Regions from separate parts of the Homo sapiens genome. Here region 1 is linked to region 2. The links are chromatin contacts, found by Hi-C or POLR2A ChIA-PET in ENCODE. All regions are on one chromosome and are shown on one strand. Each heading gives the region's core, a stretch centred on a gene start or an enhancer-like site at or near the end of the contact. The rest is flanking DNA. Distances are from core to core; before and after follow the strand shown. Region 1 holds the start of ABCC1 (ATP binding cassette subfamily C member 1 (ABCC1 blood group)). Region 2 overlaps MARF1 (meiosis regulator and mRNA stability factor 1).

Region 1 (7,398 bases), core at 4,899-7,398, 360 kb before region 2:
CGTGTATTAGAAGGCAGTAAGTGCTACTGGGGGTGTAGATGGGGGACAGAGATTTGCTAGTGGAGGGAAAGAACGGGATGCCTGAGGTGACACCTGAACAAAGTTTGAAGGTGAGGGACATAGTAGGTAGGAGAAACAGCAAGTGCAAAGGCCCTGAGGCAGGGACAGGCCTGGCCACAAGTGTGGCTGGAGGAGAGTGAGACAGAAAGCAGCCAGAGAAGAGGTCAGGGAGGCCAAGGGGACAGATGCTGCCCAGCCTTCGAGGCCACTGTAAGCCCTTTGGCTTGTACCCTCAAGGAACTACTGCAGGGTTTTAGTAGAAGAGGGACAGCTGGGCCAAGACTAGACTGTAGGGGTCAAGGGCAGAGTAGGCACAGCAGCGAACAGGTGGCTGTTTTCTTTTTTTTTGAGACAGAGTCTCACTGTCACCCAGGCTGGAGCGCAGTGGCGAACTCTCGGCTCACTGCAACCTCCAACCCCACTGGGCTCAAGCGATTCTCCTGCCTCAGCCTCCCAAGTAGCTGGGATTACAGGCGCCCACCACCAGGCTCGGCTAATTTTTGTATTTTTAGTTGAGACAGGTTTTCACCATTCTGCCCAGACTGGTCTCAAACTCCTGGCCTCAAATGATCCGTCTGCCTTGGCCTCCCGAAGTGCCAGGATTACAGGCATGAGCCACGGCGCCTGGACTGAGGTGACTGTTCAAATCCAGAAACTGGCCAACGATGACTCGAGCCAGAGTGGAAGTCGGGGAAGCCATGAAAAGCAGCCCGTTTGAGGCAACGGGCAACACGATTTGCTGACAGATGTGATAGGAATGGGAGGAGAAAAAGAGAAGTCAAAGCTGGAGACTGACATGGGAAGAGGAAGCTCACGTTCTTTAGGAACATGGTCAGTGGGAGACACCCACATAGAGAGATCAGTTCCTAAAAGTTGTGTCCACAAACAGAAAAGGTTTTCTTCCCCCCCATCTACCACCAGGTCCCAAAGGCGAGGCACCCCCTCCAGGCTATCACAAATGGAACTTGTCCTCGGAGAAAGAGAACACGACCCTTCAGGAGAGTCTTGGCCAAAGGGACCGGCTGCAGCTGCCTTCTGCAGGGCCCCTGTGGCTGCAGTGGCTCCATTTGGCCAAGGAACCCTGAATCCGCTCCTGATTGGCCTGAATCACGAACCCATTTGGACCAGGAACCCCTGAGTCCACTCCTGCCCAGGCCTCTCCCGGGTCACCCTCATCTCCTCCCAAAGCCATTCACCTTGCCACCTTGCACCCTGTCATGTCACCATCCTGGACCTCAGTGTCCACATCCACGAAATGGGGTGGGTGGAGAGGAGGGCCCCCCAAGATCTGACATCCCTTTCCACTCTAACACTCCATAAGGAAGGGAGAGAGGAAGGGTCTGGAAGGAGGGGCAGCCAAAAAGGGGGAAAACAGGCTGAGCGCGGTGGCTCACGCTTGCAATCCCCAACACTTTGGGAGGCTGAGGCAGGTTGACCACTTGAGGTCAGGAGTTCAAGACCAGCCTGGCCAACATGATGAAACCCCGTCTCTATGGGGGTTTTGTAAAGTTTTGTAAAAATACAAAACTTAGCCAGGCATGGTGGCTGTGCGCCTGTAATCCCAGCTACTCGGGAGCCTGAGGCAGGGGAATCATGTGAACGCAGCAGGCAGAGGTTGTAGTGAACCGAGATCACACCACTGCACCCTAGCCTGGGCGACACAGCAAGACACCATCTCAAAAAAAAAAAAAAAAAAAGGGTGGGGAGGGGAAAACAGAGGAAGTAGGAGAAGGCTAAGGGATGGATTTGAAAACCAAAGCCACACTTGGAGGAGGGGAAAAATTGGCTCGTCGTACACTGCTGTTGAGCCAAGGGGAAGAATTAAACCAGGGATCAGACTGACTCCAAGGCCCAGACCTAGCCCCAAGAGGAATTCCTAATAGCTTCTAAGATATTCTTCCTTGGCGGCTAAGTCAGATATTCAGGGGGTTACTGAGTTGGTGGATGCCACAGAGCATCTCAGAGGTGCACATCAACCCTGGGACCAGCTCACTCCATCGACGGTGACACACACCTGCAGCTTCCTTCTGGTCTTCTCCAGTGGCAGTTGGTGCAACAGCAAAAATTAACTGGAGAATTCCAGGTGGCAACGACCACTGATCTTTACTGAGCGCTGTGTGCCAAGCAGCAACATTTTAAGTCCTTGCTAAGGATTAACTCACTTATTCCTCAAGTCACCGCTATTCACTAGGTACTACGTTATCCCACATAGGGAAACTGAGGCACGGAGAGATGACGTAACCTGCCTCAGCAGCAGAGGCGAATTTGCTCTGAGCCACCACACTATACTGCTTAATACCAAGTTGTTTCCTCTGCTTTTCCATAATTTCCAATTTTTCTACACAGGGCCTGAAGCACAATTTTTTTTTTCTTTTGAGACAGTCTCTCTGTCGCCCAGGTTGGAGTGCAGTGATGTGATCTCAGCTCACTGCAACCTCTTCCCAGGTTCAAGCAATTCTCCTGCCTCAGCCTCCCAAGTAGCTGGAATTACAGGCGTGAATCACCAGGCCCAGCTAATTTTTGTATTTTTAGTAGGGATGGGGTTTTGCCATGTTGGTCAGGCTGGTCTTGAACCCCTGACCTCAGGTGATCCGCCTGCCTTGGCCTCCCAAAGTGCTGGGATTACAGGCATGATCTACTACACCCGGCCCTCTTTTTTTTGAGACAGGGTCTCAGTCTGTGGCCCAGACTGGAGTGCAGTGACCGTGATCTCAGCTCATTGCAACCTCCACCCCCACAGCCTTCAAGTGATTCTAGTGCCTCAGCCTCCCTAGTAGCCGGGACCACAGGTGCCACACCACCATGCCAGGCTTTTTTTTTTTTTTTGGTATTATTAGTAGAGACGGGGGTCAATCCATGTTGCCTAGGCTGGTCTCGAACTCCTGACCTCAAGCAATCCGCCTGCCTCAGCCTCCCAAAGTGCTGGGATTACAGGCGTGAGCCACTGCACCCGGCCTGCTTTTTTTTTTTTTTTTTTTTTTTTTTTTAATGAACTCACAAAAAGTCCCAGGCCCATTTTTCCAACCATCATGCCAATATCAACCACAAAGCAGCGCCTCCTACCAGTCCCACCCCCATGAGAAAAGAAAGCCAAGGGCTGCTGTGACCTGTCCTCAGGCCCTATTTTCCGTTTTGATAGCAAAGTTCTCCTTTTCTCTTCCCAGAGCATCTGTCTGAGTAAAGGTCAACAGAACACTTATCATGGGCCATTTCCATCTTCTGGGTTTTCTGGACATTTCCTGCGGCTCAGAGGCAGACAGTAGCCCAGAAACAAAGCTCTGACAGAGTCACCCGAGGCCCACTGACCTTGACTTCTAAGCACATGACCTTGGTCACAACAGGAGCCAGGCACGGGTGCCTCACTGCCTTTTCACAGCCCAATCCCATCTCCACCAGCTGAAGAAAAGGGGAATCCAAAGGAAGAACAAGGAGCTTAAAACACACAACTTCATCTTTGGAAAAAATAATATTTAATACTAACCATTGTTTATCTCCGTGCAGGGCACAAGCTGAGCCACTTACAAGATTAACTCATTGACCCTTCGCAACAACCCAAGAAGGCTGCCACATTTTTGGCTCCTGTCCAATTTTAGAGATGAGGAAAGTGAGGCACACAGAGGGAAAGTGGCTTGCTCAAGGTCACACAGTTATCTGACTGCCTGGGAGGCCAGTCGCTCCTGGCCTCGGACACGCTACCTTGAAAAACACAAAAACAGCCGGGCACAGAGGCCCATGCCTGTAATCTCAACACTTTTGGAGGCCAAGGCAGGAGGATCGCTTGAGCCCAGGAGTAGGAGACCAGCCTGGGCAATATAGTGCGAATCTGTCTCTATAAAAAATACAAAAATTAGCTGGGCGTGGTGGCACACGCCTATAGTCCCAGGTACTTGGGAGGCTGAGTTAGGAGGACCACTTGAGCCGGGGAGGCAGAGATTGCAGTAAGCTGAGATCGTGCCACTGCACTCCAGCCTGGGTGACAGAGCAAGACTCTGTCTCAAAAAAGAAAAAGAAAAAAAAAAGAAAAGAAAAAAGCAACAACTACCTACTTTCTAGCTTTCAGTTAATTATATTTCAATTTTCCCACTCAGGCCCCAGTTGCCTCCTCTCAAATTCTGGTTCCAAGGCACCTCCAACAAGTCTTGGAATCCAGACAGCAGAAATACGCAAGGTCAAACACGGGGATGGGGTACCTACCAGAGGCAGAGATCAGCTACAATTACCCCCAAGCAAAACCCAACCACCTGGCAATTTCTGTGGCAGAAAGTCCTTAACGAAGGAAAAAATAAAAAGAAAAAAGAAAATAAAAATTTTAAAAAATATTACAACTGGACTTCGTGAATGAGTTTCTTAAGATAAACAAAGCGCACCCCAAACATACTCATTAGCCATCAACTACCAATTGCCATCAATAAAATACGTCCTGATACAAAACCTCATGGATGTTCACCCTGTTTTGCCCCCTCCTCAATTCAGAAGAAAATAAACAAGAGAATATTCTGGAATTCACAGCAACACAAACCCAGATCACCATGTGAATCTTTGCAAAAAATAATCTTGCTGTTACTACACCTGGCAACAAGGAAGCCACAGGTTTTCCCCTGCTAAAGAAAGTCCATCTGCAAAGAGGCTCCAATCACCCCCAGACCCTCAAGGCAAAGTCTGTGTTCTATTTCCACCCCTGGGGTTACTCTCCAACCCCACTGGCTTAAAATGGGAGATATATCAAAGTGTGGTAGGTTATTAAACACAATGATACCCTACTAAAAAAAACAAACAAACAAAACCAAACCCTCCAATGGGGCCCTGGAGGATGACTTTTCAACACTCCAAATGCAACCCTCGAGGAAAGGCCGGCAAAACAGGACAAGAAAGTATTTTTGGAAGCTGATCACCAGCTCCTAAGAACCAAGGCTGTTTCTCCTGATTCCTAAACAAAAGAGGAGAGAGAAACAGTCGTGTCCAGATTTGCCTACTGCGTTCACCAACAATCAAGACAGCACGAGACAGAAGTGCCTGCCTTCCTGGAACAAAGAGGCAAATCGCATTACGGAGAAGCTGAAGCCCAAAAGACTGGGGCTTAAACCACAGCAAGTGGACTCCAGACACCCAGTCAGGCTCCGCAGGCCACGTTACAGAAGAAAACTTGCCGGGGTTAAATCTAAGGGGCATCCCCAGAGAGGAGCTCCACGTGTTGCAGGGAAGGGAGGGCAGGACCACAGCTACCAGGGTCCTGGGCGTCCTCAGCTGCACCCCAAGTCTGCCCCGAGCCGAGGGTCAGGTAGGGCACATCAAGGGTGGACATCCCCCTTCTTCCCTGGTTCCCCCAAACTTCCCCCGCAGTATCTAAGTAGAAAGAACAAAAAAAACAAAGCTAGGTAACCACAGAAGAGTAATGTGGCTTGTACGACAACTTTGGGGAGACAATGAAAGTCCCTTTCTACAATCTAAGCCCCTCCCCAGCTCACCCCGTTGGTCACGGAGTATTTTTCGTGAAAAGGGGGGACCCTAACCACAAAAAAGATGGGAAAACAGAAGCAGAGAGACACCCCTCTTCCCGCCCCCCATCTCTAGCGTCCCCTTCCCTGGAAGGTTGTTTTTACAGACGGGAACCCCAAAACAGGAAGGCCTCCTCACGGCGGCTCTGACCCGACCCGACCCTCCAAAACCCCAGGGCTGGGCACGCGGCCCCCCACGCTCTGCTCCGCAGGAACTGAGTCACCCAAGTTTCCCCCATGCCTTGCACCCCCGAAAGGGGCTGGGCCGCGGGCGACGTGAGGGTCCCGGGCCCCCGAGGCCGGCAGCAGAGCGGGGAGCGGGGTGCCCCGGGCGGCTGCGGGCCCGGTGCTTTCCCTCCCCGCCGGCCTCCCTCCGTCCCGCCGGCCTCACGCGGCCCCCGGCACGTACCCAGAGCGGGTCGGAGCCATCGGCGCTGCAGAAGCCCCGGAGCGCCATGCCGGTGGCGCGGGCGGCGGCGGGCACCGGGCGGCGGGTGATCGGGCCCGGTTGCTGGCGCGGGCGGCGGCGGGCACCGGGCGGCGGGTGATCGGGCCCGGCTGCTGGCGCTAGCGCTGGCGGCGGCGGCGGCGGCGGCGCAGGGAGCCGGGGCCGGGGCCGCAACGCCGCCTGGTTGGCCCGCGCGTCACGGGGATGCGGCGGCCCCGCCCCACCCCGCCCCGCCCCGGCGCCCGCTCACCTCGCGCGTCTCGGCGTGGGCAGCCGGACCAGCCACCTCTCGGCGCCCCGGGCCTGGACCCCGCGCCACCCCCACCCCAGATCCTCCAAGGCTTAGGCCCACCCGCTCGCGGACGGGCCTGGGGAGCGTTGGCTCGCCTTCCGGAAGCGCCTGGGATCTTTGGGGCCACACACCCTGCGACCACTTTTCAAATGCTGTTTAAGGACAGTATCCGTCACCAGGGGAAAATAACGTGAACGGAGCCCCCTACCTGCCTGGAGTGTACCGGGCGCCTTAACTGTGCCCTCATTTCATCCTGTAAAGTCTCCACGTTCATGAAGGAAGAAACCCAGGTGCAGAGAGGTTGAGTGATTCCCTCTGCCCAGGGTCACCTGGCTAATCACTTGCAGGGCTGGGATTTGAACCCGGTCCGCTGACTCCAAAGCTGAGTCACACAGAAGGAGGTGAATACTGTTATTCACCTACCTTTTACAGATGGGGAAACTGAGGTTCAGAAAGGCGAAGTGACTTGCCCGAGGTCACACAGTTAATAAGGAGTGAAAGTGGAAGTGAGATTCAAACCCGTGAGCAGCCTGATTCCGGAGCACTGATGACCCAGACGGCGCCAGTCTCCATCACTAACAGCTGTTGACCTCACCTGTGTGCAGAGCGCCTTTGCTTCTTCTCAACCTCTTTAAGCATCACTTAGAAATAACCAGGTTATTGATCCTCACCTCAGAGGTAAGGAAACTGAAGCCTGGAGACATGATAATCGTAGGCCAGGCATGGTGGCTCGTGCTTGTAATCAAGCACTTTGGGAAGCCGAGGCGGGCCGATCACATAAGGTCAGGAGTTCAAGACCAGCCTAGCCAACATAGCAAAACCCTGTCTCTACTAAAAACACAAAAATTAGCCGGGCATGGTGGCGGGCACCTGTAGTCCCAGCTACTTGAGAAGCTGAAACAGGAGAATCACTTGAACCTGGGAGGCGGAGGTTGAAATGAGCTTAGATCACACCACTGCACTCCAGCCTGGGCAACAGAGCAAGACTCTGTCTCAAAAAATAATAATAAAAAAAATTAATATGCATTCACAGTGACAAGGCTTCCTAAGGCTGTGTTCTTAGCAATTTACACAAATTAACTTGTGCAATCCTCACAACCCCA
Region 2 (7,746 bases), core at 4,435-6,934:
TCCTTAGCACCTATAACCAAGCTTTAACTCCCATTTGGAATATAGAATTAGGATGGGAAAACACTGTCTGATTCTGCACACAAAAGTGGGTTTCAAAAATACATCCTTTTCTGTGTCATGAAAACCCCCCGAAGCCATTGACTTCATCTTACCTGTGTTCTATCATGTTTTTCTTTTCCATTGAACACAGCTTTGAGCTGAAGTCTTTCTTTTCTTCTTCCTTTTTCTTTCTTTTTTCAATTATTTGAAGAACTTGTGGCATTTGTTAAAGAATCCTTAATATATTTTACCAAATTTTTAGTAACTATTATGAAATACAATGGTGTTCCAAAAGAAGAAAGCACTAAAAACTCAACTAGCAGGAAGCGGTTTTGCTTCCATTGAGCCACGTCGGTGGTGTCATCCTACATGTAGCATAATAGAGTCTCTCAGCCTTTGCTTACTGGTGTTTCCGACAGTATTAACCCAGTGCGTGGCATGTCTTTGAAGCAAAGCCTGTCCCGCTAGCCTGTGTGTTCACACACCAAAGGAGAAGGGTAGGCGAGGGGTTCGGAGTGTATTTTCAGGTTGGAATGTGAAGGTTCCTGGCTTCCATGTGACTTGTAAGTGTGCCTTGTTTTTTATTTAAACTATGTCTGTAGTTGACAAAAGTGGCTTCATCACAAATTTTTTTAAACGTTTCTACTTTGGGGTTCCATTTAGGAGCTTTCTAGAAAGTTGAGGATGTTTGAAGCTTCCCTTCTGTGTTCCAGTTTGATATGGGTTAGGTTAAGGAAAAGGAGATGGTCTCGATGTCATGGATTTAAAGTCAGCATTTGGATTACAACACACATTATTGTGTGTCGAGAGGCAGCATTGGAAAGAGCCTGATTTTCTAAAATATGCATCAAGTGCATAAATTACAAATCAGAGCTGAGTGGGGAGGTGCTTCAGCAGCAGCGGGATCAATACGATTTCCACTGGGAAGAGACAGGAATTCTACCTACACATAGGAAGGCCAAGGTTGATCCACTTAACCTTGTTATTGTAATTTTAAAGCTGGTATCGGTAGCTGGGAAGCTTTATGTGTGTGTATGTCAGCTCAGCATCTTTTAATCGTGTCTGATTTTACTCTCGTTACTTCTCGCTGTTGGAAGCATCTCTGGGTTTCTTGTGGCGTCTGGTGTGGAATGGCCTTCCTCTCTAGGTGCCTGAGGTGTCCGCTGACGGGTGGCCTCTCACCCCCCTCTAGAGAAACCTGACATTTACAATGGATTGTATTTGTCCGGCAAAAAAGGCGGATTCATTCATAGAGCAGAAAGAACCTGTTGGCGTAAGGTCTTCCACTAGTTAGATGGTTTCTTTTGGGGAAATGTTTATATTTGGTAACTTCTAGAAAGCCAGAAAATGGACTCTGATTTCATAGCATTTTGATAAAATGCCACAAAATAAGGGCTATAGAGAGATTTTTACAAGTCAGATTTTTTGTTCCCCAAATCTTTTAAATGAAGCCAGTGACTCCCAGTTCTCAACACATGGCCCCAGTCAAGACAGAACACCATGGAAAAAACCCTGTAAGTATTATGGCACTCTCCGAATCCTCCTGAAGGCATTTCCTCTACAGACATAGTGTTACAGGAAGTGAAATGCAAATGTGCAATTTTTTTTAAAGGAGCTTTTAAACAAAGTAATAATAATTGGTGTTGAGAACATCAGTTGCCTTATTCTAAGATTTCATAAGGCTGAGTTTGCACGCTTGGACTTCAGTTCTGCTAGCATGTAAAGAGTGGTGGACTTTAAAACCGTAAGAGGTATCATTACAAGTCACCTGGAACAGACTCAAAGAACAGGTTCTTTGGGCAACAGACAAAGAAGAATCAAGTTCTGTGCTGTCCCGTGAGTGTGTCTGAGTACCATTCACTGGAGTTGCTGCTTAGGTCTGGGACGTGTGTGTGACTCTTAACAATTGCTGTCTGAAAATGAGAGAGAAGACTTCGGAAGCACATTGTGTTCATAATGTACTCCACAATGGCCAGTCCAATTGCTATCTATTTTTTTATCCAGAGGCTTAATTAAATGATGTGGTAAAATGATGTTTGAGCATTAAGACAATGTAATTCTTTATTTCTGGGTGGAAAGATATACCGGATTAAATTTATCTGTTTAAAAAAATGACAAAAGTTATCACCAAAACCCCCTTTCCCATCTTGCACTGTTTGTTTTGGATTGGGTTTGGGGGAAAGAGATGTTTTTCTTAGTTGTCTACTTTGTTTGAACACTTTTGTTGTGGTTCAAGTGCTGTTTTGTGTGTTGGGACCAAACAGTTGTCAATAAACTTTACAAGCGAGCATCTATTTTGAGTTTCCCAAGTGAGTGGTTTTGTCTGTCTGTCTGTCTGTGGGGAGGAATTACAAACCAATACAGTTCTGCCATCTTTCATTTTGGGTCTCCTCAACTTCTCTCCCCTTCTGGAAATAGAATTGTGAGGTGGAGAGTAAATCCGTCTACATCTTAGAGGCCTTTTAAACTCAGCACACGCCGAAGCAGGTGGCTGGATGGTGGGCCCTTCGTCGTCAGGATCCTCCAAGTTTTCCAGCCTTTGTTCCAGCTTATAATTACATGTGGGAAAATACAGTAACCACAAAAACCTTCCAGTTAGAAAACTCTATTAATTCCTAGGCTCTCTCTTCTTGTGAAAGAAATCCAGCGTGCCCGCTGTCTCGTTTTTGGTCACTGCTAAGCATGCTTTTTGAATAAGCCAATTTGGAAAAGAGTTATTCCACAGATACAGTTGTGAAGCCCTCCCATCCCCTGAGACCGCCATTACCCCGTCACCCCTGCCACCAGCACCCTCTGGCAAGAATTTAAAAGGACCCAGAAGAGACTTGAGTAAATTGCTTCTTGATGACATTTTTTTCAAGTTCAGCAATGTTAAAAGCTGCTAAAGACCTTTCCAAACATTTCACGATGGCAAATTTGTGCAGAAAAAGTTGAGTAGCCATCGTGCCCCTTTTGAGCGGCGTCAGGAGGTCTTGTTAGGTGTGGACTGGGGCTGGAACGGTGGCTTTGCATTTATCTTTGTTTGTTTCCCACCTAGGAAGGTGATTCAGAGGTGGGGGCCTAGAAGACAGCTGTCTGGGGGAGAGCAGACCTGTCCGTAGCAGAGGGGGCTGCGCTGATTGAAGAAGATCTGTTCCCTCTCTGTTCCCTTTGCCAGAAGGAGCGTTGCGCTTTGGGATTCACCTTCACTTTCTAGCTGCTTCCATGGGCAGAGGGTGAGTCATGGCGCAGAAGCCCTCAGCGGCCTCCACCCACCTGCTGTCCCCATTGCTGGGGGGGGGGGCGGTGGGCGGCAAAACTTCCTCAATTCTCCTAGTGTCCCTGGCTGGGCCTTAAACTGACAAAGACATTAATAGGAAAAAAGCAAACAAATTTTACTTCATACCAGTTTTGCGAGAGTCTTCATAAGGAAATGAAGACCCCAGAGAAATGGCTAAGCCTGAGTGGTTTTTTGTTTTGTTTTTTGGTTTTTTGAGACAGTCTCACTCTGTCACCCAGGCTGGAGTGCAGTGGCATAATCTCAGCTCACTGCAACCTCCACCTCCCAGGTTCAAGCGATTGTCCTGTCTCAGCCTCCCGAGTAGCTGGGATTACATATGTGCACCATCACACTGGCAAATTTTTGTATTTTTAGTAGAGATGAGGTTTCACCATGTTGGCCAGGCTAGTTTTGAACTCCTGAGCTCAAGTGATCCTCTGGGCTCAGCCTCCCAAAGTGCTGGAATTACAGGCATGAGCCACCACGCCTGGCTGAGAACGCTTTTTTTTGGGGGGGGGGGGGGCGGGGGGAAAAGGGCTAGAGAGCTTAGAAGGTGCCAAGCCAGAGCACCAAGAGCCAGAACTTTCCTTAGCAAGATGAAGAGAAGAATACACACGTTCCGGGAAGGAACGCCTTGGAAGTGGGGGAGCTGAGGTGCAGAGGAAGAAGGCATTGCAGGGTGGAAGGGGCCGTTCTTAGAGGGAAATCCTGCTCAGTGGCTGGGCTGCTCAGCTCCTCACTCCGCACGAGGTGGTGAACCAACCAGGAGCATCCGCAGGGGAGCAGTACCAGGGCCAGCAGGGAACATATTGGGCCTGCTTGGCACCGTCTCTTCCATCCGCCTCAGGCAGCTCATGTGATGGCCTCCAAAGGCTTCCCAGGTGCAGGGCCTGGGCATGAGGGAACCCCCGCTCCTACCACCCACCTGCCCCCACTGCAGTTTCTGGTATCAGCAAGTGCAGACAAATCCACACTGGGGCTGCAGGGTCGCCGCCCTTGGTATTTCAGCAGCCAGAGTCTGATGCATCAAGGGCAGGTGTGGCAAGAATCAGGAAATACATTTTTTTTTTTTTTGAGACAGAGTCTCACTCTATCGCCCAGACTGGGGTGCAGTGGCACGATCTCGGCTCACTGCAACCTCCTACCGGGTTCAAGCGATTCTCATGCCTCAGCCTCCGAACAGCTGGGATTACAGATGCTGCCACCACACCTGGCTAATTTTTTTTGAGACGGGGTTTTGCCATGTTGCTCTGGCTCGTCTCAAACTCCTGGCCTCAAGTGGTTCACTTGCCTCGGCCTCCCAAAGTGCGGGGATTACAGGCGTAATATAATATAGATATTATATATAGATATAGATATAGATGTCTCTATAATATCTATATATAAATAGATATATCTATTATATATAATAGAGATATATATCTATATATAATATATAGATATCTATATATTATATATAGATATATATCTATATATTATGTATAGATATAATATAGTCACACAGTCAACCATGCCCGGAACCCCCAAGCCCCCACTTTTTTTTTCCGAGATGGAGTCTCACTCTGTTGCCCAGGCTGGAGTGCAATGGTGCGATCTCGGCTCTTTGCAACCTCCGCCTCCTGGTTTCAACCGATTCTCCTGCCTTAGCCTTCCGGGTAGCTGGGATTACAAGCATGTGCCACCACACTTGCTAATTTTTGTATTTTTAGTAGACATGGGGTTTCACCCTGTTTTTTAAATTCTCTAAAAGGAAGAGGACACTTTTTTTGTTGTTGTTGTTGTTGTGTTGTGTTGTGTGTGTGTGTGTGTGTGTGTGTGTGTGTGTGTTTTGAGACAAAGTCTTGCTGTGTCTCCAGACTGGAGTGCAGTGGCGCAATCTCGGCTCACTGCAACCTCTGCCTCCCAGGTTCAAGCGATTCTCCTGCCTCAGCCTCCCAAGTAGCTGGGACCACAGGCGCCCACCACCATGCCCAGGTAATTTTTTTGTATTTTTAGTACAGATGGGTTTTCACCATGTTAGCCAGGATGGTCTCAATCTCCTGATCTCGTGATTTGCCCGCCTCGGCCTCCCAAAGTGCTGGGATTACAGGCGTGAGCCACCGTGTCCAGCCCTGTTTGCTTTTAAATGGGAGAGACCTGTTTAAATCCCTCCGATGGGAAGAGAAAGAACAATTGGGGCTACAGTGGTGGGGAGGGAGGGAGATGAATGATGACTCTGTCACTAACAACCCCTGGGACCGTGGGCAGTGGATTTACTGCCACTTCCTCATCTGTAAAGTGAGAAGTGATAACAGGATCTGACTCACTGTTTCAAGTGTTTATTCTGCCTCCGCTTGCAACCTCTTGCAACCTCCGCTTGAAAAGGGTAATGGATTTACTGCTACTTCCTCATCTGTAAAGTGAGAAGTAATAACAGGATCTGACTCATCAGGCTGATGTGAGGAGGGAACCAGCCAGTGTGAGCACATTGCTCAAGGCATAGAGATAAGCTACAATAAATGTTATTCCCATTATCAACCTCCTCCATGGCTTCTAAAAGGAGCAAGTCTAGGTGTGCAGGACCCCACAGTCTGCAAGGTTTCCCAGCTTGGAAGGTGGCCCTGGTAATCTGGAAGCGTCTGTGACAGCTTAAATAAATTGGATTTTTTAATGTTTTCTTTTTTTAAAAAAATCAGTAGGAATTACAGGAACATACAGTAGGTGTACCCAGAGCTTAGCGGAAGTACCAGAGGCAGGATTTTGATGAGGGTTTGATCTCCTCTGGTTCGTTGGATCTGTGAGTGACTGCTGTATAACTGGCCTGAGGTCAGACCTCGCTGACCCCCCCACTCCCCTCTCCCCTTTTTTTTTGAGATGGAGTCTCGCTCTGTCGCCCAGGCTGGAGTGCAGTGGCACAATCTCTGCTCACCGCAAGCTCTGCTCACTGCAAGCTCCGCCTCCCGGGTTCACGCCATTTTCCTGCCTCAGCCTCCTGAGTAGCTGGGACTACAGGCGTCCACCACCACGCCCGGCTAATTTTTTGTATTTGTAGTAGAGATGGGGTTTCACCGTGTTAGCCAGGATGGTCTCGATCTCCTGAACTCGTGATCCGCCCGCCTCGGCCTCCCAAAGTGCTGGGATTACAGGCTTGAGCCACCACGCCCGGACCCCCCAAGCCCCCCCTTTTTTTTTTCCGAGATGGAGTCTCACTCTGTTGCCCAGGCTGGAGTGCAATGGTGCGATCTCGGCTCTTTGCAACCTCCGCCTCCTGGTTTCAACCGATTCTCCTGCCTTAGCCTCCCGAGTAGCTGGGATTACAAGCATGTGCCACCACACTTGCTAATTTTTGTATTTTTAGTAGACATGGGGTTTCACCATGTTAGCCAAGTTGGTCATGAGCTCCTGACCTCAAGTGAGCCTCCCACCTCGGCCTCCCAAAGTGCTGGGATTACAGGCATGATCCACAGTGCCCAGCCTTGACCCACATTTTTTATGGGGAAAAGAGGGCGGTGGGCCCTTTGCAGCCTGAGTTTTCACTGCACGTTGGAGCGGGAGGGGTCTGTGGTGGGTGGAATTGGGTCCTCCCCAAATGCATGTCTACGTGGAGCCTCAGAATGTGACCTTGGTTGGAAAGAGGGTTTTTGCAGAAGTAATTAAGGAAAGGGTCCAAATGAGATCATACTGCATTCGGGTGGCCCTCACTCCAATGACTGGTGTCTTTTTAAGATGAGAGGGTGCACAGAGGCACATATACAGCGGAGGCGGCCACGTGGAGACAGAGGTGAAGACTGGAGTGGTGCAGCCAGGGAACTGCCAAGGTGCCAGGAGCCACCAGGAGCTGCAAGAGGCAAAAGAAGATTCTTCCCCACAGAGGGAGCAGAGCACCGCAGACAGGTTGATTTCAGGCTTCTGGCCTTTAGGACTGTGAAAGGAGACGGTTCCACTGTTTTAAGTCACCCAGTAGAAGGTCATTCATTATGGCATCCCCAGTACACGAAGAGTCTGGCTTCATGATTGGTCTAGGTTGGTGAAGGAGGACACGGGGTCCTCTGAGGCCATTGTGGTGGCACTGAGTAGCCCAAGGGACCCTTTTCAGCATCAGAATGGTGGGAAGTGGTGTGCAGACCAAAGCCGCGAACACGCAGAGTGGGAGGACTGGGGTCTAGCAGCCTGCTGGGAGGGCCTGTCCAACCAAAGACCTTTTGATCTACAAATTTTTTTTTTTTTTTCGAGACGAAGTCTCGCTGTGTCACCCAGGCTGGAGTGCAGTGGCGCAATCTCAGCTCAGTGTAACCTCTGCTTCCCATGTTCAAGAGATTCTCCTGCCTCAGCTTCTTGAGTAGCTGGGATTACAGGCACAAGTCACCACACCCAGCTAATTTTTGTATTTTTTGGTAGAGATGGGGTTTCTCTGTATTGGCCAGGCTGGTCGCGAACTCCTGGCCTCAAGTGATCAGCCTGCCTCTGCC

The links. Hi-C counts contacts between places; a loop is a spot of excess contacts on that map. ChIA-PET counts read pairs that join two places held with the same protein, here RNA polymerase II (POLR2A). Pooled maps may share reads with other maps.
Region 1: a loop to region 2 is called in a pooled map, with 6 times the contacts of the local background. The contact joins the promoter of ABCC1 here to the enhancer-like site in region 2. A Hi-C loop is called at or near these places in 4 of 50 pooled maps. POLR2A ChIA-PET finds 5 or more read pairs at or near these places in 2 of 52 experiments (activated B cell and activated CD8-positive, alpha-beta memory T cell).

The regions. Positions count from the first base shown.
Region 1 is chr16:15,948,366-15,955,763 of GRCh38, reverse strand. ABCC1 (ATP binding cassette subfamily C member 1 (ABCC1 blood group)) reads right to left here and starts at 6,148. Exons shown (of 31, transcript NM_004996.4): 1 at 5,965-6,148. The coding sequence starts at 6,012. It overlaps LOC107984869 (a long non-coding RNA gene), which reads left to right and starts at 6,593. Exons shown (of 3, transcript XR_001752339.2): 1 at 6,593-6,973.
Region 2 is chr16:15,588,974-15,596,719 of GRCh38, reverse strand. MARF1 (meiosis regulator and mRNA stability factor 1) reads left to right here. Exons shown (of 27, transcript NM_014647.4): 27 at 1-2,333. The coding sequence ends at 27. Among named protein-coding and RNA genes, the nearest start is that of MIR6506, 18 kb to the left of the region's middle. RefSeq lists enhancers at 5,354-5,648, 4,995-6,194. Within about 2 kb of position 5,684, at least 33 of the 41 ENCODE cell types and tissues checked have a DNase peak (open chromatin) inside an H3K27ac peak, as active enhancers do.